Linked DNA regions of Mus musculus: region 1 is linked to region 2. The links are chromatin loops, found by intact Hi-C in ENCODE. Cell type or tissue: gastrocnemius. All regions are shown on one strand.

Evidence for each region. A loop is a pair of places that touch in the nucleus more often than their neighbours do. Peaks named below come from ENCODE experiments on the same cell type or tissue, not always from the same donor. Only the 100,000 strongest peaks of a DNase experiment are listed, where the experiment ranks them.
Region 1: a loop joins it to region 2, with 2.6 times the contacts of the local background. A loop is called at or near these places in 10 of 42 quality-filtered maps.

Annotation. Positions count from the first base shown.
Region 1 is chrX:99,655,723-99,660,722 of GRCm38, forward strand. No RefSeq gene overlaps it. Among named protein-coding and RNA genes, the nearest start is that of Gm41898, 53 kb to the right of the region's middle. In gastrocnemius, a CTCF peak has its summit at 2,529 (motif pointing left); DNase peaks (open chromatin) are centred at 2,136, 2,525, 3,837 and 4,209.
Region 2 is chrX:99,528,710-99,533,709 of GRCm38, forward strand. No RefSeq gene overlaps it. Among named protein-coding and RNA genes, the nearest start is that of Gm31155, 26 kb to the right of the region's middle. In gastrocnemius, no CTCF peak of the experiment used is centred here; DNase peaks (open chromatin) are centred at 2,079 and 3,755; H3K27ac peaks cover 209 bases.

The sequences.
Region 1 (5,000 bases), 130 kb after region 2:
TCAATATTGGCTTAAGTGGCGATGATCTGGTAGAACACACACACACACACACACACACACACACACACACACACAAACACACACAGACACACACCACCACCACCACCACCAATAACAACAACCAACCATTCAATAAAGAATGGGCCATCCTTCTTCCAACATCCATAGCCTGTGACATCCCTATGGTCTTGTCAGGACAAACCAGAGCCATCATCAGTCTCTTTCACCATCCAGCCAGCCATCTGACAATCTTTACTTCTCACCCAATGACACTGTGCGACATTAGCATTCAACAGTAGTCTGTTGGCATTGCAATTGACATCTAGATTAGCTCCAAGAAAGGATTTCTTGACATTAGCAGGAAAACGTTCAGCATTACCTGAGCTTGGTTAATGTCATATTTGAAATAATGATGTGCGGAATTCAATTCACTGCTCCTTTCTTTATCCTTTCAAGGGTTAGTGACTTAACTCACAAAATCAATCAGTGAAGTAGTGTTGTGAAAGAAAGAGTCCTGTCATCTTCCCCGGAATGGCTTAGGAATGCTTTCTCCCTCCGTTTGTCATCGGCCATCTGTCTGCTTGATGCTGGCTGTTTAAGAATGATTCCCCTCTAGGTCTCTGGTGGCCTTCTCATCTTTCCCTTCTCAGAGCCACTCCTTCATGGCTCTAAGAATGATTCCTGTCAGTGAGACTTAAGGGATGGCTTTCTGATTTTAAAATGATGGGAGGTGCCCATGCTGGACTGGAGAAAAGAGTGTGCTAAACGTAGGTGTCTAACCTCTGATCCATGGACTGAGCCTTCCCGTACATAGCCTGTACATAGCACGAGATATGTGCTCAGGTGGAACTGACCCAGTAATAGAGACTTCACCATAATTCAAGGCAGTCAGGGTAGATTGGTTCTTAAGCTAGTTTTAGACTTGCCTCCCTATAGCTGTCACTTCTTATTTAGTTCCCTGAGGCCATAGAGTATGCGCCTGTCTCCCAAGTCTTTCTGAATTTGAAAGCTGAAGTCATAGTTCCTGGGGGGACATGGGCTGCAAGCCCATCCCAATCACCTCATGCCCTGTGACCTTGCAACAGTGTGCCCTCAGTGTATGGGGCCCCTAGGCTGGACACACCTTCCGGAGGCCAAGGCATTTGGCCTCTACTCCTTACTTTACATATGCTTTAGGTATAGCATTTCTGCCTGTTAGTTTTGTCACTGCTCAGAGGGTCAGTTTACTGCACTGGGGGTCACAGAGTCCACTCTAACCCGGCCGCCTTGGTCACCGTGGGACCTTGGTTAACAGTCCAGCTGTCTGGGCCTGTTTCCTCATCTGTGCAATGGAGATTATAAGGGTGCCTGTTGCAAATGGTTGTCATGGCAAGTGAGATAATAGCTGGAAAATGCCTGACACATGGCACGAGCTCAGTACGTATTAGCTCTCTTTCACCTCCCTCATTCTCAGCCGCAGGGCCTGCCTAACAGCTGGGGGCATCTCCAGGCCTGTGTGTGAGGGAGCGCCAATGGGTGGGGTAGCAGGACAGTAAGCATATGGCCTAGATTTCCAGGGATGAGCCTAATTTTAAATATTCCATTCTGTGGTCATATCATGCATTAGACAATTTGGCCTGATTCTGAGTTTGAAAAAATAGGATCACATGGGCGGATGATGACATAGCACCAATGCTGCTCTCACGTAGCCCAGCGGGCCTGGGTTGGCAGAGCTCGGGTCCTGTCAGCACATAATGTGTGCACCTGTGTGGTGAAATTAGGCCAGGCTCGTACAGAGACCAGGCACCAGAGGTTAGAAAGAAAGAAAGAAAGAAAAGAAAGGAAGGAAGGAAGGAAGGAAGGAAGGAAGGAAGAAAGAAAGAAAGAAAGAAAGAAAGAAAGAAAGAAAGAAAGAAAGAAAGAAAGAAAGAAGGAAGAAAGATGTTTTAAACTCTGTGGCAAATGGGTGGGTTTCCCTGTACTTACCAAGTATACTGGCCTGGCCAGGGGCTGCTGTTTCATCTGGAATTGGGGGAGAATCCAGGCTGAGGCCAGTCTGTGTTTGATGACAGGTTGGCTGTGTGATCTCCAGCCTCACCTATGAGTCTGTGCACCCTGCTGTGAGGTGGGAATTTGGCTTGGGAGTCTTCTAAAGGTGTTTAGACTGGAAGTTCCCTGATCCCACTAGGGTGTAGTTGGTCCCATAGAGATGTTGCCAGCTTTGGCTTTCTTGGAACCTTCAGCCCACTGCTCCATCTCTGCTCAGCTCCGTTCCTTTCTCTGTCCCTCTTTCTGCAGTTCCCTCTCCCTCTTAGGCTCTAACTGGTCCACTTCTTCCCCTCAGATCTTCTACCCTCCCCGCCTTTCACAGTTGCTGGGGGACAGTTTTCTTCAGTAAACACCCCTTTACCCCACCACTGGAGGCCTCTTCTGCCGCACGCAGTGGCTCCGCCTGCACTCAGGGCACCAAGGTAGCCAATTTGGGGCTTGAAGAATGGGAGCTGGGCAAACAGAATAAAGATCCACTCTGCCTCCCATGGTCCTCTGCTGCCACCTTTCGGCAGTCCTGGGTGACACCATTCTGGGGGTTGCCTGGGCCCACAGGGGCCACGAATACTGCTCTAGCCAACAGGAATCCATTACTTTCAGTGTCCTGCCAGGCCTGATTTAAAGCTCATCCTGTAATCCGTCTTGCACCCCCCTCTGGGCCTGTCTCCTGTTTCCTTGCCTGTGAAATGGATGGAACTTGTCTTTGGCTCTGGTAGAGGTCCTTGAGGAGTAGGGGCTTGAGGGACACATGGCTTTGCATCCCATCCTGCCCCTACCACTTGCCTGGTGGGCGAACCGGTATGAATGCTTCCTCCTCCTTGGGGCCTTTAGACTTGAAATGGATGGTATGGGGAGACATAGATGAGAGAAAAGGGCCAAGACAGATTGCTACGCATCAGACAAACGGAATGTGGAAAAGGGCATATCATCTGTATCCACAGGCCTTGGCCACACTTCCATCTCTCCAGCCACACTTCCCCATTCATTTGCCCATTCACTCACTCAGTCATTCTTTCCATACAGAGTACAGACTCATTCATGGGGAAACAACATTCACTCTGCTCTGCCACTGGCTCTCTGAGGAGACTAGTCGGAATCTCCCTCAACCCCCCCCCCCCCACCTCCCGGCCTCTTACCCTTCCTCAGTGACACAAAAGGGTTAGAGCAGCCAGAGAGTTGGAATCCATTTCAAAAGGTGACTTTTCCAGCTGTAGGTATTCTTAAGACATTCTGGAAAACCAGGAATTCCACATCCCCACCCAGAGACCAAGCACACCACCCACCCGCCGACCTGCACACCCCAGAATGCCCCTGCCTCCATCCACTAGACCTCTGGGGATATAGCCTTTGCAGAGTTGCCTTTCCTCCTGTCAGCACTTTTCTAGGGCCAAACACTGGTCACAAGGCAAGCACAAAGAGCTACCCCCTGCGGTGGTATGAAGATTCAAAGCTCTTGCAACAGAAAAGTCTCTTAGAAGTCCCTGCTGGCAATGCCAACCCCAGAGACCCCAGAGTCTCGAACTAGGTCCAGGAAGAGCTGGCTGGAAGCCGGTTGAGTCAGACGCAGTCACATACTCCTCCTTCTTCAGGTTTTAAAGCCGCTGGACTTCTGTAGACCCACATGAAGACAAGGTCTCTATGCCCTGTAGAGGTCCCACCTGGTGGCTGGTGGCCTTCTGACCAAAGATCTATTCCCAGAAATTTAAAGCAGAGGTGAGGCCTGGGATAACTGCACACACATAACTACAGCCTCTCAGCCTGCCTGCCCACTGTGGGCAAGATGCCATGCACAAAATCCCTGCCAGGTAGTAGCTGCCCAAAGGAGAGGCTCCTCACCTAGCTGCCCCTGCAAGCCCCACCCCCAGCCTGCCAGAAGGGAGGTCTGCCCACATCTGCTGCTGGCCGGTACATCTGCAATGGATTACAGGGCTGGCCCTGGCTCAGGCTCATCCCAGATGTGGATTCCCCTGGAATGTGCCTTCTCTCTAATTGTCCAGCCTCTGAAGGGTCTCACCCCCCTTCATCCGCCCTGCCTCTGCTGCACCCCAGAGAGAGAGAGAGAGAGAGAGAGAGAGAGAGAGAGAGAGAGAGAGAGAGAGAGAGAGAGCAGCACGTGGAGGCCTTCCTCCTTTCCCACAGCTTGTGCCGGAACAGCCACAGCCGGGACCAGGGCCAGCCCGGTGGGGGGCCGCACTCTCCTCCATCCTGGTCCATGGGGTTGAGGAGCTGGAGGTCTCAGCCCATCCCCCCTTCTTTTTTCTGGGGCCAGGCACTGGGGGGCAGAGGGAGAAACTCTGGAAAACTCACTATAGGTGAAAGAATTTGGCTCCAAAGCGCAGTCTCCCCTAATCCCTGGCCCTTCCTGGGAATGCCATTAACCTTCCCAGCCCCACTGATGGAAAGAACAGGTCTTCTTGGCCAGGCCAGCTCCTTAGAGGCCTTCAAATGACAGCCTGGATGCATAGAAGTGGCTCTCCTGGGTCGCAAGGAGTATCTTCATGCCCCAGTAATTCTAACACACTCCCAAGGAGTGGTGTAGATTCTAGTGTTTCCATTTCTCAGATTCCCAGTAGAACCGAGTAAGCTTTAAAGCACACAAGCCTGGACTTTGGGTTTGCAACCTACGTTTGCCACAGCCTAGCTGTGTGTTCCTAGACAAGTGAATTTACCTCTCTTAGTCTCAAAATTCCTTTGTCCGAGATGAAGATGACACCATCATAATTTTTTTGACTGGGATTGTCTACTAAGCTGGGAGTTATTAAGCATGTTGCATGTCTTACTTTAAAAGAGTCATACGCACGAGGTGTTCTCATTACTTTTGTTTTACAGGTTATGAAACTGAGTTATTCAAAAGTTGCATAGCAGGCCTAAAGTAACACAAGTCATAATATTAAAGCCAGGGTTTGAAGACAGACTGGCCACTATCTGAGCCTTTGGAGAAGGCTTTGATAAATGGAACCCAATATCATCTG
Region 2 (5,000 bases):
TGGTCTGCTGATGTTGGTTTCCCCAGATGAGAGCTCTGTTCTCTTCCCCTCCTCCACCTCCTCCCAACAGAGCTTCCTTCTATGGAGCCTGAGATCGACTATCCTTTGTTTTGGCCACACCAAAGCCAAACCTGTGTAGCAGGCAACGGAGTGAAGGAAGCTGAACCCCACTAGGGAATCTGACACAGGACCAAGCCATGGGGATGAACCTCAGGTGCCAGGGAAATAGCCAGCTGTGGGCAGCCTGCCTCGGGGGCATAGCTCATACTGAAAAGAGAGATCTTAGACAAGCAATCCCAATCAGATGAGTGCCCCTGACCCCGGCTGCATGAACAAGGATACAAGTAACTGTGCAGGCCTAGAAGACCCTGGACCTTGCGGTTCAGCTGCAAGCTGTTGGGGAATCTTGGCCTGCCTTCCCTACCTGAGGCCCAGATTAGCCTCCCTCCTCCCAAGGGCTACAGCAGTAATTGAGAGCCAGCTGTGTACCAGGCCCAATGTGACATGCTCTAAGCTACCTCATATAATCTTCACTGTGACATCTGACAATGGGAATTCCTTTTTCTCAAGGTCTCCAAAACTCATGCACGTATAGATCCAGTATTTATTGAGTAGTGATGTACCAAGCACTTGGCTAAATGCTGAAGATCACAACTGTGGGTGAGGTCCTTTTTCTTTTGGGGATTCCGTTTTGTTTCTGGCCACAGAAAGAACTTGAAAGTGATTGGTTCCTAGATCCTCCTGCTTCAGTTTCTCCCTACAGGTGTAAATCCTCTTCAGCAGAAGTGCTCAGGTTGCTCTGTGACTGGAAGTGGGGAAAGCACTGTTCACATCTTGTCATCATGGCTCTTGCCCATTCGTTCCATCCTTGTCTAATTGATTGGCAACTACTTTCTTTTAACTGGGCTTACTTGGGGACAACACAAACCTTTGTGCCAAACTGAGCAGCAAGATCCGTTATATCATTTGGGCTGGTTCTGTTGTTTTCCTAATAAACCTTCAAGTGAGTATGTCCAGCTGTGGTTGTGGCTGTGGTTGCGGCTCGGTGGTAGAATGTTGACTTAGTGTGTGCAAGCCCCAGCACACAATAACTGAGTTGGTTACTCACGCCATAAGAATGCTTATTTATGCACTATAATCTTATAATACCAGTCGTATTAACATCTTCCTTCTGTGGCTCTGGGGAAGGATGAGGATAGAAAATTCGAGCCCCCCCCCCCTTCATGGAGGGGAATGTGGGTAAAGAGTGCCTTCTCACCTATGTCAAGAAGCAGCTTTGATAAACTCTGAACATACTGGGCCCAGAAATACCCCACTGTAAAGCTGTGTGGTACACGAGAGAAGCCAGAAAAGACATGAGGAAGAAGGGCGGTGGCTAGGTAGCCCTTAGAATGTGAGTGATGTCTCACAAACTCCCCAATACCTGATCAATCACTGATTTCCAGAAGACCCGAGGAAAATGGGATGGGAGGGAGGTCTAGGGCTGGAGCATCTTTGAGGAAGCCTGGTAATGTGTATGCATTATGCAGATTCTGTGTGCCCTTCATATGATGGCACAATTCAGGCCAAGTCTACCCATATTTGATGAGATTGGTGAGCCCAGATCATGGTGGCCACCTGGCCCCGACCAAATAACTTCATTGTACATCACTTGCCCTGTTTTACAAACAAGGAGGGAAGAGGACCTTCCTTACACCCTGGCTATGAGGAGTAGCTGACACAAAATGTATGAATGGAACCTCACCCAGATATTATCCTGAGTATTCAAAGAATTCAATACGCATGCTTTGGCTCCTTTGGTTCGCAAGGCAATGTTCCAGGCATCTGAGTGTGTGTGGAGGAGGGGGGAGGAGGGGAGGGGGAGGGATGTGGAGGGGGTGTGGAGGGGGCGTGGAGGGGGGGTGTGGAGATGAGCACAGTACTGTCCTTACAGCCGAGAAGCCAAAACAGACACACTGTTTGGTTTGAACCCTATGAAATGGCCAACATTCAACCAGTTTTTGGCCCACAACCCAGTACTACTCTGACATGCGGATCAGACAGCAAAGTAAGCACAGAACAGGACGGGGGTAGGAGAGAGACTTTCTGGAAGAATGAGGGCTGGCTCCTCCGAGCAGTCTGCTTCCAGAGACTTGAAGGTCTTGAAACGGTGGACTGCAGTGGGCTGAGAGTCAGCCAGGCAAGCCTGCCAGGCTGGAAGTCGTGAAGGACAGCTGAGCCCAGGGAGCTGGGTGGGACACATTGTGGAGGGTCTTAGCTGGTGACTTTGAAATTGAGCCTTAGGGGTTGGCAAACAGAAGCTGCTATCGTCCCTTCATGTTTAGTGAGCTGAGTGGCCCAAAGTGGCCCAGCAGCTTTGTAACTCTGCCACAGGAAGCAGGGGCAGCAGCAGGAGAAACTAGCCAAAAAAAAAAAAAAAAAAAAAAAAAGAAGGTTCTGGAACGGAGCTGGGAAAATGTATTCTTGAGTGGCCAAGGGAGGCTGAGGAATGTTTTCCCCTGGAGACCTTGTAGGGAAGTCTTTAATAAAGTCTGGTCTTAGAACAGTTCTGCCCAGAGGCCCTGGACCAGATGACCTATTTGGGCTCTTTCCAGTCTGCAGCATAGGTGATCTCATCGTTTCCTATTCCTCTGGATAGGGCAACCTCTCCCAATCACACTCACTGGGGCTATTCCTCCCCTTAGAGATCCCATGTTCCCAGAGCTGCAGCTCTTCCGGTTGATGATTCACAACATTGTCAGCAAAATCATGCCAGTGTCTAGCCGCCATCCTCCTTGCTGTCAGCCTGAGTCAGCATAGCTGTTCTCTCACTGTCCCTTGGAGGTGATAAAGCATAGATGAGTCTACAGAGACAAGGTACATCTCACCAACACAGGGGGCTTTTAACTCAAAGAGCCTAGATTTGAGTCTTGGCAAGTTGTATGAGCCTGAGAAAGTCTTTTATGGGCAGGGAGTAAGTAAACTGACATTTGTGGCTTGTTACTAGAGACTCTATACTTATTTGCTGAATGAATCTGATAGAGGCATTATTTATTTGATGGGAAGAACAGTGAGGCTCCATGATGCTCACCATTTATTCATGGTCCAACTGGTACGTGATGCAGCTACAGTTGAAGGAAGGTTCATACTTTAGCCTATGGTGGCAGCTGTTGCTTTATCATGTGCAGCCTTAATTTCTATTACCTATAAGCTGGTGGTAATACTCTCTGGTCCACTGAGTTACTAGGAGGAATCAAAAGATACATATTTGCAGGGTATGATGGCATATGCCTGAAATCTTAGTACTCCAGGGGGGAAGAAAAAAGGATCAAGAGTTCAAGGCTAGTTAGTTTGGGCTATATAGTGAAACCCTGTATCAAAAGTCAAAACAAAACTCCCTTCTTATGGCATGGGAGGGATATATAAACCCAAATGTGCAGATACTAAGAACTGTAAAAACTCAACCCTAGTCACACCTCTAGGCTTCTTTGCTTTGGTCTGGAACTCTTTTTCCATCTCAGCTCTTACTGCATTGGATTGTCATATACATGTCATTTACATGGCAGTGTAAGGGATGGAACCCTAGGGCCTTGTGCATGCTATGCAAGTACTCTTCCATTGAGTCATCCCAGCCCTGTCAAGCCTTTCTTTAGCATGTTTGCTTGCCTAATTCACTCGGGAGCATCTCCAGGGCATGTTGCCTGCCCTGGCTCGTGGTAGCGTGCAAGAAGCCCAGCTTAAGTGGCTCGTGGATTCACAGCTTTCCCCAGCCTTGCAATGCCTTTAGAGTTCCAATTACCCTCCCTCCTCTTGGCTCCAGACCCATCATCTCCCCACACAGAAGCTAGCATCCTCCCTCCTACCTGCCACTAGCCATGCTGACCTTGGCCAGCTGGATCCCAGTCTTCAGCATGTAGCTTTAGCCTCTTTGAGCTCTTTGCACAATTCCACTGCTCTACCGTTGCCAGGATACTGATAGAATAAATGACATGCTTCGGTTATGCTCATATGCTGTGCACTTTCCTACTTCTGTACCTTGGCTCCAGTGCTTTGGCAGAATGTCCTTGCTCACCCAATGTCCCCATTTATGAAGTCCCTCCTGACCACTCACTTTCAACATTCCATGCATCCCCGCTACAAAGCAATAACCTTTACAGGGCTCCCTGCACCTTCTACCTTCTTAGGAATCACCTGCATTCATTGTGTGGGCACAGGCAAGCTCCTATCTCTATTCTGGCCCTTGGCCTCCTATCTCTACCCATGTCTAGTGACTCCTCCCAATTTTGCCTTTTTATGATCTTGCTTTTGGAAAGGTTAGGAGGTGACAAGTCACAAAAGAGTCCCAAGTAGGACCTTCGAGGCTTGAGAGCATGTGCTCTGCTCCCGGGCCTACAAATCAGCTTCTCAGATCTTACATGCTAATTGGCTTGCTTAATAAAGGGATAAATAAATATCTGCTTAACATGATTACTGTCAGAGTCCTGAGCTCCAGAGCCTTCCCATCCTTGGGGTTTTACTACAGGAGAAGCTAATTAGCTCTAATTAGGCAACTCCCAGGTGCCTTAGACAGAGAAAATGGTGGGGGTAGATGGGGAGAGTGGAAGGCAGGTGGGGAGGGGGCAGGAAAGCGACCTAACTCACCCCTCCCCACTCCTGTGCAGGCTACTCAAGCCTGACCTGCTATAGACTCTTCAGGTACCTGGTTCAGAACTTCATCCACCTGAGATCAGGGAAGGAAACATTTGGAGAAGCTACCGGGTGCTGGATCCTGCACCAGCCATATTCTCTGCACAATCTCATTTGATTGTCATAGTGAAGCAAGAACTAGTTGTGGCCCTAATCTGTAGACGGGGAGATTGGGATATATTAGAACCAAGAACAGGGTGGCAGAGGTGCCCAGCTGGATTCAGTTCTGAGGCCACATGCATTGTCTGGCTATCACTGCCCCTTCCTCTAGAAAACAGTGTATGTAGTCTGTGGGGGCATCTTAGGGCAATCTGCAAGAGAGGTTTTCCAGAGTG